Linked DNA regions of Mus musculus: region 2 is linked to region 1. The links are chromatin loops, found by intact Hi-C in ENCODE. Cell type or tissue: left cerebral cortex. All regions are shown on one strand. Links, peaks and the distances in the headings refer to the core of each region. The heading gives the core; the rest is flanking DNA.

Evidence for each region. Peaks named below come from ENCODE experiments on the same cell type or tissue, not always from the same donor. Only the 100,000 strongest peaks of a DNase experiment are listed, where the experiment ranks them.
Region 2: a loop joins it to region 1, with 7 times the contacts of the local background. A loop is called at or near these places in 2 of 42 quality-filtered maps.

Annotation. Positions count from the first base shown.
Region 1 is chr2:18,797,005-18,804,904 of GRCm38, reverse strand. It overlaps Carlr (cardiac and apoptosis-related long non-coding RNA), which reads left to right and starts at 3,087. Exons shown (of 1, transcript NR_131254.1): 1 at 3,087-5,660. In left cerebral cortex, for the core only: a CTCF peak has its summit at 4,820; DNase peaks (open chromatin) are centred at 3,882, 4,137, 4,858 and 6,439; H3K4me3 peaks cover 1,967 bases; H3K27ac peaks cover 1,571 bases.
Region 2 is chr2:18,690,060-18,697,959 of GRCm38, reverse strand. Gm46725 reads left to right here and starts at 7,229. Exons shown (of 1, transcript XM_017319362.1): 1 at 7,229-7,900. The coding sequence starts at 7,229. It also overlaps a transcript of Spag6 not described here. In left cerebral cortex, for the core only: a CTCF peak has its summit at 3,827; DNase peaks (open chromatin) are centred at 2,666 and 3,786; H3K4me3 peaks cover 1,754 bases; H3K27ac peaks cover 1,272 bases.

The DNA.
Region 1 (7,900 bases), core at 1,522-6,521:
ACAAGTGACAGCCTGTGCTAGTTCACAAGTGACAGCCTGTGCTAGTTCACACGTGAGAAAACCCGTCAAATCCTGACTTACCAATATTAAAGAATATCTCCCAGTCTCAGTCCCCCCCCCCCCTTTAAAGCAGAGAGTATCAGGACTGAAAGGATGACTCACCGGTTAAGAACAGACACTCCACTTGCAGAGGGCTCCTGTTTGGTTCCCTGTATCCATATCGAGTTATGTAGCCTATAACTCCAGCTCCGGGAGATTTGACCTCTGACTTCCAGCTTACCTGTAGTCACACGCACAATAAACTCACATGCACACGCAAATGATTAAAATTAAAAATAAACCTAAACGTATATTTTTAAAGACTGTCCATAAAAAGCTCCATAGGGTTAAACTGAGTGGCTATGTGTGAGGCGCTCAGCAGAGTGTGTGCAGTAAGCTCTCAGCAGAGTGTGTGTAGTAAGGGTTGCCTGACTCTTGCCATTGCCAAGTCGGCTCACTTTGGTGAACAGAAGCTCATGACTTGCTGTCATGTATATGGAAGTACTTTGCAAAAATGCTCAAATTTCCAATTGCTTATACCCACTTCCTTCTACAGTCTCCTCCCTCATCCCACTATTTTTCATGACAGCAGGCTGAGGACCTGGGACACTATAAGCAGCATATAGGAAAACCTAATCAAGAGAGACTATATTAATTCTCTCAGTTCCCAGGCTTGTCGTCTTAAGCCTCCACCAGGTGTGAGGTGTAGATGGGTGTTGGTCAGAGTGTGGATGGAGGGTGTATCTGGCTATCTGTGCTATATAAATGCAGGCATTGTGACAAATCCAAGACAAGTGAATATATACATAGAGCACACTGAAGCTTCACAGTGGAGCCAGGTCCATTGCCCGGGCCTACGGTCAGTCAGAGATTCATCTTGGAAAGATGCACTGTAAAGCCTTCAGTCCTGAAACTGACAGTGATCTCCAGTCAGTCCTTTGCTTTACAGTGTGACCAGAGCCCACACTCCCCCTACCTCTGAAAGCAACCCCTCGCTTCCTGTGGCCTCTGCTTCATCTGTCTGAGTTAAAAGCAGCATTTGCAAGATGCAGAAGTTGGTTCCACCTGAAGTCCTACAACAATGGAGGTAGTGCAAAGGCTGGATAAGGCAGCAAGAGTTCTTGTTCGGTCTAGTTCTCCATGGTGCCACAAAGCCAAGCCCAGCCAGGCTCACCCAGCCCATGACAGACATAGCAGCTTTCTGGGCCCTGTTCTAGTATTGCATCAACTTGGGGTAAGTCTGGGATCTCAGAATTCAAAAGACAGCTTTCAGAGCCTTTTACTGCCAGGGAAGATGAGTTGTGGGTAGGGTTTCTCAGAGACAAGTACAAGTTGGTACATGACTTTGATTTTTATCAAGTTAAACTATGCAATACAAAATGCCAAGGGGACAGGCAGATGTGTAAGTATGGATGTGGGTGAGTACGAGAGAGAGAAAAGGTGTATGTGTGAGAGATAGCTCAAGACTATCATTAATGGAGAAATTCTTTTCTCTCAGCCGTGTGCAACTATTCTTGGTTGAAATAAAAGACCGATCAAGAAAAGCCTAGAAAACTCCCACTAGGTTTCCAGCTGGAGAACAAGAGGCTTTTGTGGCTGCCTGTTCTCATTATTCCCGCCTTCACTCACTGCAGCAGAAAAGGCAGATGGGGAGCAAGAGTCCCTCCAGAAAGGCTCTGTCCTGATTCGGAGCCCAGAACCCCTTCAGAGGACGCTGAGGCGCATTCTCATACTGTTGCTCTGGGTCACTTGACATTGGTACTGAGCATCTGAAAAGTGGCAAAGTGCGGGATAGTAATTTTTTTAAACCTGCCTGCCTGCCCAAATGCCCATCAACTGCCCCCACATCTGTCTTGCTCCGCCCACATCTGTCTTGCTCCACCCACATCTGTCTTGCTCCACCCACATCTGTCTTGCTCTATGCTCAGTCAGGCTCCTGCTCATCATTTAGCCTCTTTCCCATTCTGGGGGCCTCAGGTTGGGTGGTAGCACAGCTAGGAAGTGACAAAGCCAAAGCTGGTCTGCTGCAGTTCTTCTAACCACCCAAGACAGGTTTCCCAGCTCTGGGCCTGGGCCAAATATTTGCTGCTGGTCTAGAGGCTATGTCAGTGGTTCTCAACCCTTTGGGCAAACCTCTATCTCCATAAATGTTTACATTATGATTAATACCAGTAGCAGAATTACAGTTATGAAGTAGCAACGAAAATAATTTTACGGCTGGGGTCACCACATTGTGAGAAACTGGATTAAAGGGGAGGTTGAGAACCACTGATCTATGTGAATTATATAGGAAATGTTAGTTTTGCCAAAAAGTAAAACTGATCTTGCCTCTAAAACCCCACCAGAAACTACCTACCTACTGTAGTGAGTCCTGAAGTATCTGAAGTGGATTCCTTTCTGGTGATTTCAGTAGATGGTTGGGCTTTGGGAAACTCCAGTGACTGCCACTTTGACCACTAATCTTTCAGATTGTGAAAGTTTCCTATAATTGGACTTCTGTGACAGATCTGCATTTTTAACTAAAATATATTCAGTGTTAATTTATCTACTGGAGAATATTACCTAAATTCTTAGTGTTTTGAACATTTCTTTTGATGCAACTCAAATGGTTATCATGTAAATATACAATTATATTTAATATTTTGCTTCATTTTTTTGAAGCAGCGTCTACATAGCCCAGACTGTCCTCTAATTTGCAGTCCTCCTGTCTCACCCAGAGTGCTAGGATTACATGAATATGCATGCTATTGTGCCCCTTTAGCAGTTACATTTGTAAATGATCCTGATCGCATGAGCACAGACACAATCTATCCGCCTTAGGCAGCTGTTTGTGGGTACCCAGGAGCTAAAATCAACTGAATTACAGCTGCTTCTCATAGACTTTGACAGTGCCTTAGAAATCAATCTGCACCAGGACAAAGCAGACCTAAAACACATCAGGAATACTGTTCCCTGTGGTTTGCTGACCTCCCCTGAATTAGCAAGGCTGGGCGCTGGTGCTGGTGATTAGGGTCCTCCTAAGCTCCCCCCGCCCCCCAGTCTGTAGAGGAAAAACCGCAGAGCTAAGGTGCTAGAGGGACCATAGACTGCGCTGCAGAAGCCAGGCGCACTCTATAGCCAGGGGACTGAACTAGAGAAGATCTGGGCATTGCCCACCAGTGCAGGACTGGATGTCCAGCTTGTTAATCAAAGACCTTGGACCTAAGCTTAAGCTTCAGCATCGTGGATCTCGAGCGCGGGAAGGACAGTGAACTGCAAGCTACCACGACCTCTCTCTCCTCCCACCTGCGACCCAGGGAAGAAAGCTCAGAGCCCTCAGCTCCAGGCTTGGAGCTTTCTTGACACCGAATTCTAGATGCACCAGGAAGAGCCCTGGCAAGGAGCGGGCTGCGCAGGTAGGGACAAGGGTGGTGTCCCAGTGCAGCCCGATCAAGTAATCCCAAGGGAGCCTGCCTGCCACAGTGGAGCGGTGTGGGCTGCTTTCCCGGTGAGGGGATGAAGAGACCCTTCCCTTGAGTCAGATGTCGTCATTTGCTGGGCGAATTCCGTGCCCCACAAGGGCCACCCTTATCTGACAAACCCCTATAGGCTACTGGGGACTTAGGGAAAAGAGATGGAGGCAGAATCCTTTGGTAGTAGGGAGTACCAGGTTCAGGGAAAGGGAGCAGAAGACTGCCCCGAACCTAGGCATCCAGTGTAAGGAGAGGCGTCATTGCTCTAAGGATGATTTTAAACCGCGCAGAGACGCAGCATATGGTTTCCAGGTTTGGCGGCACAACACAGAAGACTTTGAGCCGAAGGGGCCTCCAGACACGGAAACTAAATAATCCCGATTTAGAGAGGCCCGAGTAGCAGGAGGCTGGATTTTTGGTTAAGCTACAATTAAGAGAAGATAATTAAGCCCGGAGCCGTGCAGCTTATTAATATTTATAGCTCTCGGAGTGAGAGGGCCTTTGCCACGCAGGAGAGGAACCCGAGCCTTTCAGGCCAGGGGCTTCGCAATGACTGGGAATGAGAAAGGGCGAAATGGGGTGAATCTGTCTCTGCGCTTCTCCCTTAATTACCGGAGCAGGAAAGTCAGTCGGGAGAGAAGGTGGTCGAATGACTCTGTCTCAGGGGCTGCGAAGAGAGATGGCTATCTCCAGTCCGGATCCCATCTCTTCCTTCAGGACCCCAACCGTGCCTTTAAGTGTCCCTGACTCCCAGGATTGAGGGCTAGTAAAGGAAACGATTTTGTAACGAAGATTCCGGGAGAATTTTCTTTTCCTCCCAGCCTTAACGTCACGCCGCAGGGGACACGGTGATTAAGTGCTGTCCTGGCTGAGGGATGGCCCTGCAAGCCCACACACTGGCCTCGAACTTGCTCATGTACGGTTTGTGGGATTCCGGGAGGCAGATCCTGCCCGCCCCGCACGGCCCCCCGCAGGATCCCGGAGGGCCGCTGCGGGTCAGGCCTTTGATTCCCGTACCGCTGCGGTGGCAGGCGGAGGGGCTTCACCCGTACTCCGACCTTCCCCGCGGTCTGCTGCCTGCGAGACACCGTGCCACCCACCACTGAGGATGAAGTAGGGAGCTTCAGCAATTTGCACTAAACGTAATTTCTGCTGCTCTTGAGCCCGGATGGATGGAGGTGGGTGGAGGAGGGGCGGATGCCCTGAGCCTTTGCTCTCCACCCCCCTCGCCTCCCCTTGCTAGCCTCCAGCGGCCTCCGCAGTAGCAGCCTCGGTGTCTGGTGCAGATCGATTCTCCGTAATAAACGCGGGGTTCCGCGGGGGGCGCCACTGCGGTTCCCATGGCAACCTTTGCTTCACTGCAGTCCAGGATTCTTGGTCACCCGTGCTAAATAATCTGAGGATGGAGCTGTTTGCGGTGACCGCTGTAGCGGCCAGCCTCTTCCTACTCCTGCTTTTCCTGGTCTTCATCTCGATCTACGTTGGCTCTAATCCTGGCCCACAACCTCTGTCCCAAAACTGTTAATTGAAGAAGAAAGGGGGTGGCGATTTGTCCTTGTCGCGAGGCGTGGTTCCGATGGAGCTGCGTACTGCAAAAGATTCTCCCAAGGAAGACGCATCTCTACCCAGGCCAGATGTGGAGACACCAGACATTCTTGGAGAGATGTGCCCAGCTCATCCAAGCAGCTGCAAGGGCTGATTAGCATTGAGACCAGCGAAGGACAAGGAAGGATTCCTGTGTGTCCCTGTGTGTCAAGGGAAAGATCAACGGGATTTAAGTATGATGATTGTGGGTTATAGCATAAAGGCTTGCTTAACAAAGAGATGTCGATGGCATAAGTGAGTTATTTTTACACATCTGTATACACACACCAGAAAAGGAAATGTTTTGGTAGGCACAAGTGAATTTTCTCTCTATAAAAAACGTGCAGTTCACGGATGGTGGATTTTAAGCACGTGTTGGTGATGTTAATTTACAGTAATGATTATTCTGTTCTGAAAATGAAACCATACCATCTCTTTTTTTACCATACCACACCTTTTAACATTAGCCTGGATACATAATAGCGTAGCTCTAGCGACCATCTCAGCTGTTGTATCAAAGGAAAGTGATCCTGGTAGAGGAGTATTTATTCTGCAACAATGCCAAATAAAATTTGAAAACAAAAACCCCTTCTCTGGCTACTTCACACTGGCTGAAATAATGTACTCTGGTATTTTATGTTCATTTTCTCGACTTTCATTCAATGTCCTCACAAATGACACATCATCATGTTCCTTCTTATTATTCATGTTTTTATTTTTAGAAGCAAACCTTTAAAATTTTCAGAATAGTTGTAGACTTAGAGAAAAGTTGCTCAGTCCCGCACTGCCCTGCCTTCAGGGTTTTCCATCCTCAGCATTAGTCATGATTAACTACATTGGTGTGGGGGCATTTGTCACCACTAATGAACTAACGTTAACACGTCATTATTAACCACGCTTCATATTTCATTGGATTTCATTAACTTTTCACTTCCTTTTTCTGTTTTTGGATCCCATTCAGGCTACATCACATTATGGTTAGTTCTCCTGTCTCCTTCAAGAAGCTGAGAGAGCTTTGTAGTTTATGACCTTCAGAGTCAGAATAATTTTTTGCATCGATAGAAGTATGATTTACAAAGTGACATGCAAATGGCTCAAAACACAGTCGCATGAGTTTTAACCAGTGAGTCCACCTACGTTACTCTTGTACAGAGAACATCAAACCCAATGTTTAGAATATTGTCTCACATATTTGCAGTTGTATTTGTGATGTTTTCCCATTCATAACTGCAATCCCATAACCGTTTTCTCAGCATCTTTCAAGTCCATCCTACTATGCAAAATTGCTCAATTTCCAAGGATGTTAAAAAGCTGTTAACCTGATGGTAGCTTAATGAGTATTGATCATTTACCTTGAATAATAATCTTTTGGAAACAATTTTAGGCTACTGACCTATGTTCTAAAACACCAACCCCCACCCCCAACCCTCAGGGATCCCAGACAGGCAGCTTGAAACCAGGAAAATCCGGAAGCCAGTCTGAGAAGCTCACAGGATTGCTGGGCAATTTTAACAACAGCCTCCTTGGCTTGTAGATTTTAATATTGAAGCAATAATTAATGTATTTATTCATGCACAGCTCTTGGGGGACTTGTTTTTAAGTACCACATCTGTAATTTTGTCATAGCTTGCTGGCTTTCCTAATTGTTAAAAAAAAAAAAAAAACACATTTTCTTAACTCTTGAGACTTTGAGGCATGAGATAAATAGCAAAGATGTATTTTTCAGAGATACAAACCAACAGAACTGGCATTTAACAATGAAGAACGCAGTCACCATGGCCATAACGTCATTGTGAGCACGGCTGCTGGAATCCAGAGCGTGACACACTCTAAGCGGATAATAATGAAAGCCTGCAATAATAGGCTCCGATTGCTCCGCACTACTATGGTGTCACTACACAGCTTTCCTTGTTAGCAATACAAAGTAGCGGCATCCAAAACCACAAAACAACAAAGCTATGCTTTTACCATTCACCAACAGCTGCTGTTTGTGTTGATGTTTTGTTAAAAATAGATAAAATAAAATAAAATAAAATAAAAAGATAGGTAAGAACGCCACCACAAACCTGCCCGGGCTGTGAGGTGCAGACTCTCTGACCAAATTCAGTTGAAGCTGGTCAGGCCAGATTTTCCTCAGTGGATTCCAGAAACTGCCCTGTAGAAGGTGGTTTATGTCTTCCTACCTTTTTTAAGTCAGGTGGTATTTATGCCAACACATTTCTGGCCCACATTTTCTCTCCCATCCCACAATTAAAAGCAAAACCAGCCAAAGTTACAAAGTTGATACTGTATGGGCTGTCAGGAGAAAAACAGATTAGTATTTTGCCATGACAGAAGCTTTTAAAAAAATCTTTGTAATTTAGCATTAGAGTAGACATAGTCTGTCTACACCACAAATTTCAGTTCTTATTCAGATCAAGTAACATAAATAAATGCCTTCCAGAATGATAGTTTGGAAAGAAAAGAGAAAATAAAATTTTGAGAAGTAATGCTTTCCTTGTAAAATCCCATTTATTTAATCGTGGCTGAAAAGGAGAACATTAAACACTGCAGCATGTGCTATTTTGTTGGTTGTCTGAAATTGGGTAACAATCAGAAATAATAAAGTATCTGAGCATGTGCATGGATATACACATACAGATACATACACCAGAAATAAAATTCTGATTTTGCCCTGCATGCCCCCAAAATCACATATCCTAGCTGCTGTCCCCCATGGTCTGAGATCCAGCTGGAACATAGGTTTGATCACATACACACCAGTACACAACACTGATGAGCAAGTGTGCACCCTGGAGAAAAACAGTCAATCCACATCTGGTACC
Region 2 (7,900 bases), core at 1,577-6,576, 110 kb after region 1:
GTGTGTCTAGTCCTCTTCACACCCTGGGACAGCCTTTGGCTTCTGCAGGTCAGCAGTCAGAGACACATCCTTTTACTTAACTCTGTAAGTTTCACAGTGGTCTTCTACATTCTCCCCAACAGGACTCCCAGGTACAGATATAGAGGGAAACCCGGAGTGAATTATTAAAATTGCTAATGGAGTGTACTTAATTTATTTTCAGTTCCCTGTAGCATTTTGAAGACTTAAAAAAACAAAAACAAAAACAAAAACAAAACAAAAAACCCCTCACAACTTAAAGGTCCTGGTGCTTAGTTTCAGTCTTTAGACAATTCAAACTCCTAAATTGCTACACCCTCCATTTTTAGTAAGTGCTTTGCTCTTTATTTTCTATGTTCTATTTATTTTCTACTTTAAACTTGTTAGGAATTCAATAACCTCCATATGGGATGCTAGGTTTTAAAAGTCAAGTAGAAAAAATATTTAAAACTATAAAGTCTGTATTCATGAACAATGCCCATTAGTAGAATTTATTATCCTGTTGAAACACATTATAGGATGCCTATTTCATATCTGAACAAGCTAGATGGAGTAAAGAAGTTATCTTTGTTTTTATCAGTCCCCCCCCAAGGCCCTTTAAAGTTCAATGAAGAAATATAAGATAATGATCATAATGTACCCATAAGTGGAATTGTTGGTAATTTAAATATAACATATAGTGAAGAGATTACTGTAACTGAAAAGAAAGCCATTCTATATTTCCTGACCCATATTCTTTTTTTTAATTGGATATTTTTGTTATTACTTTTCAAATGTTATCCCCTTTCCAGGTCCCCCCCCCCAGCCCCTGCCCTATCCTCCCTCCCCCTGCTTCTATGAGGGTGTTCCTCCACTCACCCACCACTCCCACCTCCCCACCCTCAGTTCCCCTACACTGGGGCATCCAGCAAGCCTTCATAGGACTAAGGACCTCTCCTCCCACTGATGCCTGACAAGGCCATCCTCTGCAATGTGTGCAGCTGGAGCCATGTGTACTCTTTGGTGATGGCTTAGTCCCTGGAAGCTCTTGGGGGACTGGTTGGTTGGTATTGTTGTTCTTCTTTTGGGGTTGCAATCCCCTTCAATTCCTTTGGTTCTGACCCATTTTCAATGTACTAACTTTAAGACAAAATGTATCTCTATTTTACATAGTTACATGAATGTTCCAAGACCACATATAAACCTTTAAGCTAATGCTTAAATGAAGAACTACTCAAAAGAATATTTAAGGTATTATCAAACTAAGATCATTGTTCTTAAAGCACCAGTGGAATTTAAAGGTGTCTCATGAACTTGCCAAATAAAACTATGCATTTGACTGGTAGTGAAATATTCACTTGAAAACCTGTTTTAGTGAAAAGTTTGGAAGGCTTTGCTTCCTTTTGGGAAAGGCTAGTAATACAATCTCAAAGTTATTCCCTACTTATTTATGAAAATGACACTGAAACCCCAAAAGTACAAAACCAGTTTTTTAATCTTGTTCTGTTTCTATTTACAAATTTCCTCTGAGAATCCAGAAAATTCCACTATTGTGGGGCTATATGCTACTCATGAGTAAAAGGTAGTTTTAACACGTTTCTTTTCTAGTTCCTCACTGAATTTTACAAGGTAAAGTTCTCTATTTCAGAAGCCTGTTGAGGTACTTAAAGTGTGCAGATATTCTCCTTTTAAGCTGAACACATAACAATATCCCTGTGTTTCAGACACTTTGCTCTTGAGAGAATGTGCCTGTCTTCCAGAGCATGAAGGAGAAAAAATAATTTATTCTCCATGTAATTCAGTCTATATTAATTCAACATGTGTATGCCTACTATTGATTTCAGGTCTATAATCATTCCAAATTTTGTGTTTGAGGAGCAAAGATGAGAGGGTTTGAGTAAGGTAGGGATTGGCGAACTATCCAGACAGTTTAAAACTAGGAAAAACTTATTAACAGAACGGAGTCTGCTTTATATAGATATGAAATCTTTTCCATTCAAACATGTTGGCAATTTTTCAAAGGCGTTCCATTGGTAGCTGTCATTTGTCATTTTGTGAACTTCAACGATCCTTTTGCCAACATCGACTGCAAAATCACTGAAGTAGCTTCACTCCAATTGGCAGAAGTACTATGTGCTCCACAGCGGCCAAATAGGTGGGTTCAGATGTGATCTTAATGAAGAAAGCAAACCTAGGGCTATCTGAATTATGACAGTCCTTGTTGAAGTGTAAGTATCAGGTTTTTGCAGTCAGGTGTGAGCACACCATTCAGTTGTGCCAGCAAATTTGCTCCCAGAGCAAAGATGTGGAACTTCGCTAGAGAGTGGAAGGCTGACATTTCTCAGTGTATGCTGTACTTGTATTTTATTCGTATTTGACTTTACTTCTCAAGTATTTTACGGTCAACCTCGTATGTCTTAAGGGTCTAGTAGTGTTTTTCAGGCCAGTACAATGTCAAGGTGACAGTGACTAGCCCGGCAGAGCTAGATCCACCAACACATGGCTTTCCCTATTCCCCCACCCGCCCCACCCCCAAGTGCCTGGGTGAATGCTAAGCTCCAAGGCATTTGGTTCCCTCCCAAGGAAAGCTATGATCAGAGTGATGACTTCACTGCTCCCACCCCACCCCCGAAAAACCAAGGAGCATTGTGGTGATTACTAAATAAATCTACGTTTTAAATGTAGGAGTCAACCAGCGTAATATGCTGTAACATGCAGAGCAAAGCAAATTATTGCTGCGCAGTATATGCATGTAAGCATCCTACTTACGAGAGCTTTCTTTATTAAAACTTGCTCCAAAGCCAGCATGGCTAGAAAGAAAACACTGTGAACGCTCTACATTTAAAATTATCTGCCACCATCTCAAGACCCCCCCCCGCCCCCCGCCATGCCTCCCAAATTTTATTGTTGGACTTTTCTTAGAAATCGTGGGAATTTGCACTCCGGTGCTTAAAATTCTCTTATTATTGTTGTACCAAACACAAGAGACAATCCTGGAAGGTGCTTCGCTGCAGACTACCCTGGCGTCTATGGACGGACGCCACGCACCGCTCAGGTGCAGGTCCCCCAGAGGAGGCTATGCGGTCTAGACCCAAGGTTGATGGGGTGGGGGTGGGGGTGGGTGCTGGGGGCGAGGTGCGGGTGGATCAAGTGCCACCGGTGTGCTAGAGTCTCCGAAGAGAGGGGCGCGCCCGTGGTTCGTGACCAGCATCAACAAGCCCGGCTGGGCTGAGGGCAAGGCCCCGGCCTCCTCTGCGTTTTCACTCGCCCAAAGTTTCTCTAGCTCCCAGGAGCATCCTCGGAACCTCAGGCTCAGGAGAGGGCAGCGGGGTGGGGACATGGGGGCAGAGTGGGAAGAACAGCCCACGAGGTCACGGGGACGCGCGGGGGCAGGGCGGGGAGCGCCTGGGGCACCGGGAAGGGAGGGAGCGCGCGGGCGGAGTGCGGAAGCGTCTGGTCGCGTACCCCGCCTGCCTCCACGGCCTCCGGTCCCCGCTCTGGCCTCCGGCCGCTCTCGGGCCTTGGAGCCTGCGGGGCTGACCGAAGAGAGGCCTCTCCTTCCCTTTGGGTTAGGTGGCCAGGCCTCCTTTGCAAGTCGCTAGGAGTCTCGGCAGGAGTCGCCGCCTCCCCCCAACCTTTCCGGCGGTGCGCCTGGGAAGAGCGCGGCCAGGACGCGGGCGAGGCCTCCGCCGACTCGGCCCAGAACCGAGAGGCCAGGCCGCAGCCTGGGAGCAACCAAGAAACGCCCCGCGGCCGCTAGGCTGGGCCTGCCGGGCGGGTCTCCTCCGGGGACGCTCCCAAGCGGCGGGCAGGGTTGGGAAGTGCTCCAGGTCCCTTTGCCAGGACTGTGTGAGAACCCTGCGAGGTCCCCCGCAGCCAGCTCAGTTCACCCGGGGCGTACACCGGGTCCCAGAGGAAGGGACCAGACACAGTAGCTTATTTAGGAGGGGAGAGGAGGAGAAGGGTGACGGTGCAGCTGCACCTCAATGCGCATGTGCGAGGTTCCAATTTTTTTTTTTTTTTTTTTTACTTTTGCGGTTCTTTCTCAGACTAGTCTCAAGCCAAAATGAACACTGATTATTTCAGAAACTGATTGTTTGTGTGAGCTGACTCCTGAAAGTCACTGCAAACGTACAGAAAGGGTTTGCGAGGTTTCTGAAACCTTTGAAGTAAAAATAGCATCTCTTGTTTATCAGTTCTGCAGGTCTAGTTCCTCTAACAGAAATGGTCAGTGAAATCCGCTGAAATGTAGAGTGAATCCGAGGACCCTATAGCACATCTCATCCCTACAAAGAACATACACTGTCATTAATTATTGTTTCAGAAGTAGTGCAAATATTCTAAACTGAATTACTTTCTATTCCACTATTAACCCATTTTTAACTTTACAGTGAATAATAAACGTCATTTGTGTTATTCTCAAATAAGCAACTCAAAAGATCATTCATATGAAGAAAGTATGATTACCTTTCCCAGTGATGAGGAAAAAAATGTAGTCATAAAGAAGACAATTGCAAGGGAATGCTTTCTATTCTTCAAACCTTGCTTTCCTGGTGAAACAATGTGGAATTGCTTATCGTTTTATTTATAAAGCAAAGCTACAGTTCTTGAAAGTTTCCAAATAATCTCAGTATTTTTATAGACACATCCCAAATAGAAGCAGCCGATGAAATCTTGGTCATACCAAGGACATTTGATGTCCAGAGTGGAGAGCAACTTGTAAAAACCATTGGGTTTTTTTGTTTGTTTGTTTTGTTTTGTTTTTTTAAGTGATGTGTAAAATGCAAATATGGGGGCAGAAACTTAGGAAGAGTGCCAAGTGGCCAGCATTAGTTCTCTTTCTGGGAAAGGGTATTCCCAGAACCATTGCAAACCAAGATAACAGAGTGAGCTTGGATTGCTCTAGTGTACACCATTAAGTTTAGAAAGCCTATATGTGCTATATTAAATTGCATAAAATACATTTTCCTAAGCCTAGATTAAAGATCCCTCCAAATATCCAGGAAAAGGCTACTCTATTGTGATGGGCTAAAATGTGTTCTCTGAAGTGGAGGCATGCTAATAAATGAATTCTTTGATCAGAAATGATCATTTGGTAAACTAAGCAGATCCCACCGACTCTGATAGCCTCTTTCTCCTCTGGAAAAAATGATGAGTTTGAGGAAACCCCCAGTGAAGATCCTTTAAGAAAACTGTCATGACACATATAGAAACAGCTGGTAAGCACATTTTCTAAAGTTTGCACTGACTTTTCAGTTCTTCAGTTACACTGGGGAACAAATTGTAATGAATCATGTTCAGAGCTAAAATCACTCCCATGAACTAATTACTGATAACACTAATGTGTCTGATTTCTGAACAGTTAAAGGTTGTGTCATTGTATCTTCCCATTAAGATGAAACCCTGAACCTCTGGGAAGTGAACCTGCTGAGCATAGGAGGGTTTTGTTTGTTTGTTTGTTATTTTTGTTTTTAATTGGGAAGGCTGGAAAGGAGTCAAAATGTGAATGGCGAGAGTCTATAGAATTGCACTTGCTCCACTTTTTTGAGAGTCCTTTGTGCATGCTGTATGGAAGTGGCATGGCTTATCAGTCCTAACTGTTTGGTGTTTGAGTCTCAGAGAAGTTGCACAGCAGTAAGAGTGCAGCCTCAAAAGCAATAGTGCTAGGGTTCAGTGTAAACACAACAGTAAAACCCAGCATTATTCAGATCCAAAGTGATGATTCACATGAATATGAATGCACTTTGATCTCATCCTTCAATTCTCCCAAGACCCAGTTGTGAGGAAAAGGAAAACAACCTCAAGTTGGCACTTTCCTTTCTTGAAAGGGGGCAGAACTTTTCACTACAGCCTTGCCTCCCTATGTTTAAGGTGTGACTGGAGTGGTTGGGCAAAACACAGCTTTAGGTTGCCTGTAGGAACCAAGGAGGGCTGACTTTCTTTTTTTTTTTTTTTTTTTTTTTGAAGTACACTATCTTAAAGAACTTGGCATTTGGAAGGCTTGAATGTGAACACTTTCTCTGCCTGTGAGTCATTTTGGAATATATTGAGTTTACCATCATATATGAATAAGACATTGTAATTTATTATACCTTAACTTTTATTGCATAGGTCAAAGTGTCATGTCTTAGAAGATCTAGCCTTTTGAGCATTCTCATAAAACTAGAGACAGTTGGTGAGAAAGTATGAAAGTATGAAACCAAATTTTAAAAATCCTATTAATGGACATTTAAGCAAATATTTAGACTTTGAGTGAGAAATGAGCAATGTTACAAATTCCTGTGTACAGGGTATCTCAGAATCCTGAAACGTTGGTCAGGTGTTTTAAAATACAACCCACAATGTTTGAAATATAATTAAGTTAAAATATGTGTAGATGAGTGTATCTGGATAATGCCTTTAACTGAGAAAGACGCTGACTTTTTCAGCGAGTCTATTAAATATATTCAAGATTGTGCTCATTAATACTAAGTTTTTGCTTTCTACTAAAGATAGTTGATTTCCTCTGGAAATCTGACCAATATTTGTTGTTATAAAATGGATTCCTGAGCATACAAAGGTTAATGAGACAGGTGCTTGTCGCCCAGGAATTCTGAACTTAGTCACATCATTTGCAACTTAGGTGAAATTTAAATCCACAAAACCACGCAGCTAAATGTAATAGCTACTTAAGTCCAGGGCAAGTATTAAGACCCAAAGAAATTTGGCAATGTGTATTACACGATTGTAGTTAAATAAAAATATTTAGCAGCATACTTTAAAGATCTTTCCTCAGTAATACCGGTGTGAAACACTAAGATTTTTGTTTTGAAAAGTTAGCGTCCTAGAAACACACAAACACATATGCAAGCACGCACGCACACGTAGGGCAGGGGAGCGAAACTTTATGCAACCCCTGAGTCTTCACTGATTAAAAGCTGCTATGGTTCATCAAATAAAATCGCGTGGAGGTGAGGTGCTCTATCCATTTAATAAATAAGAAGAACCAAGAACCTGCTTGCAGTATTTGAGTCAGTGCACGCAATTAAAGATTTGTGATACACAAAGAAGGAAAACTGTAGGTGTATGTATGCCTCTAAGGAAAGCCACCTCTTACCAAGAGAAAGTACCATGTCAGTTTTGTTAGAAAGGTATTGATCATTTTGGTGTCGCATTATTTGGCCCCATCCTTGTTCCAATTTACTGGCTTTTGAAAGGGGATTTTTGACTTAAATTGGAGAAGAGGGAACCTATGCCTTGTGCTCAGGAAAACGCCCGCAACTCCAAGAAAGTGTGGGTTCTGCCTACGGCGCAGTGTGTGCTGGCAGCTGCCCCTTTTGTTTGCCATGGGGGCAGGGCTAAGCCCGAGACTCTGGCTTTTGAGCCCAGCCTAGGGTACTGGAGGGTGAGGGCCAGGGTCTGGAAGAGAGCTGTCACCGCAGGCCACCCCCAGATACAGAAGCTCAATCCCGAAGATTTCCCCGCGGCTGTGGCCGGGGCGGGAGAATCGCCGTCGTGTGGTTGCTACTGGCAACCGAGCCTCCGCCGAGCGCAGCCTGCAGCCTCGGGAGGAAGGTGGCGAGGAAAGCGGCTTCGGCGCGGAGGGCGCTCAGTCCCGGCCCCCCACAGGACGGTCGCCCACGCCAGCTCCCAGAGGCCCTCCGCCCCCGTTGCCGCAGCTGTGCTCGGCGAGGAGCCGGAGGCCTCTGCGCTCAGCAGCGGCGCGGCCTCGCAAGCGTCAAAAAATCCCGGCGCCCTCCGTGAAAGCAACATGGCAGCCGGGACTGCAGCCCCTCGGCACCGGGAACGCCAACGGATCGCGCCCGTCCCGGGTGTTCGCGCCTTGAGCAGGGTGCTGCCCCCGGCCCGCAGCCCACCGTGCTCAGAGTGGCTGAGGAGTCGCCCTTTGTTCTCCTCCCGGTGG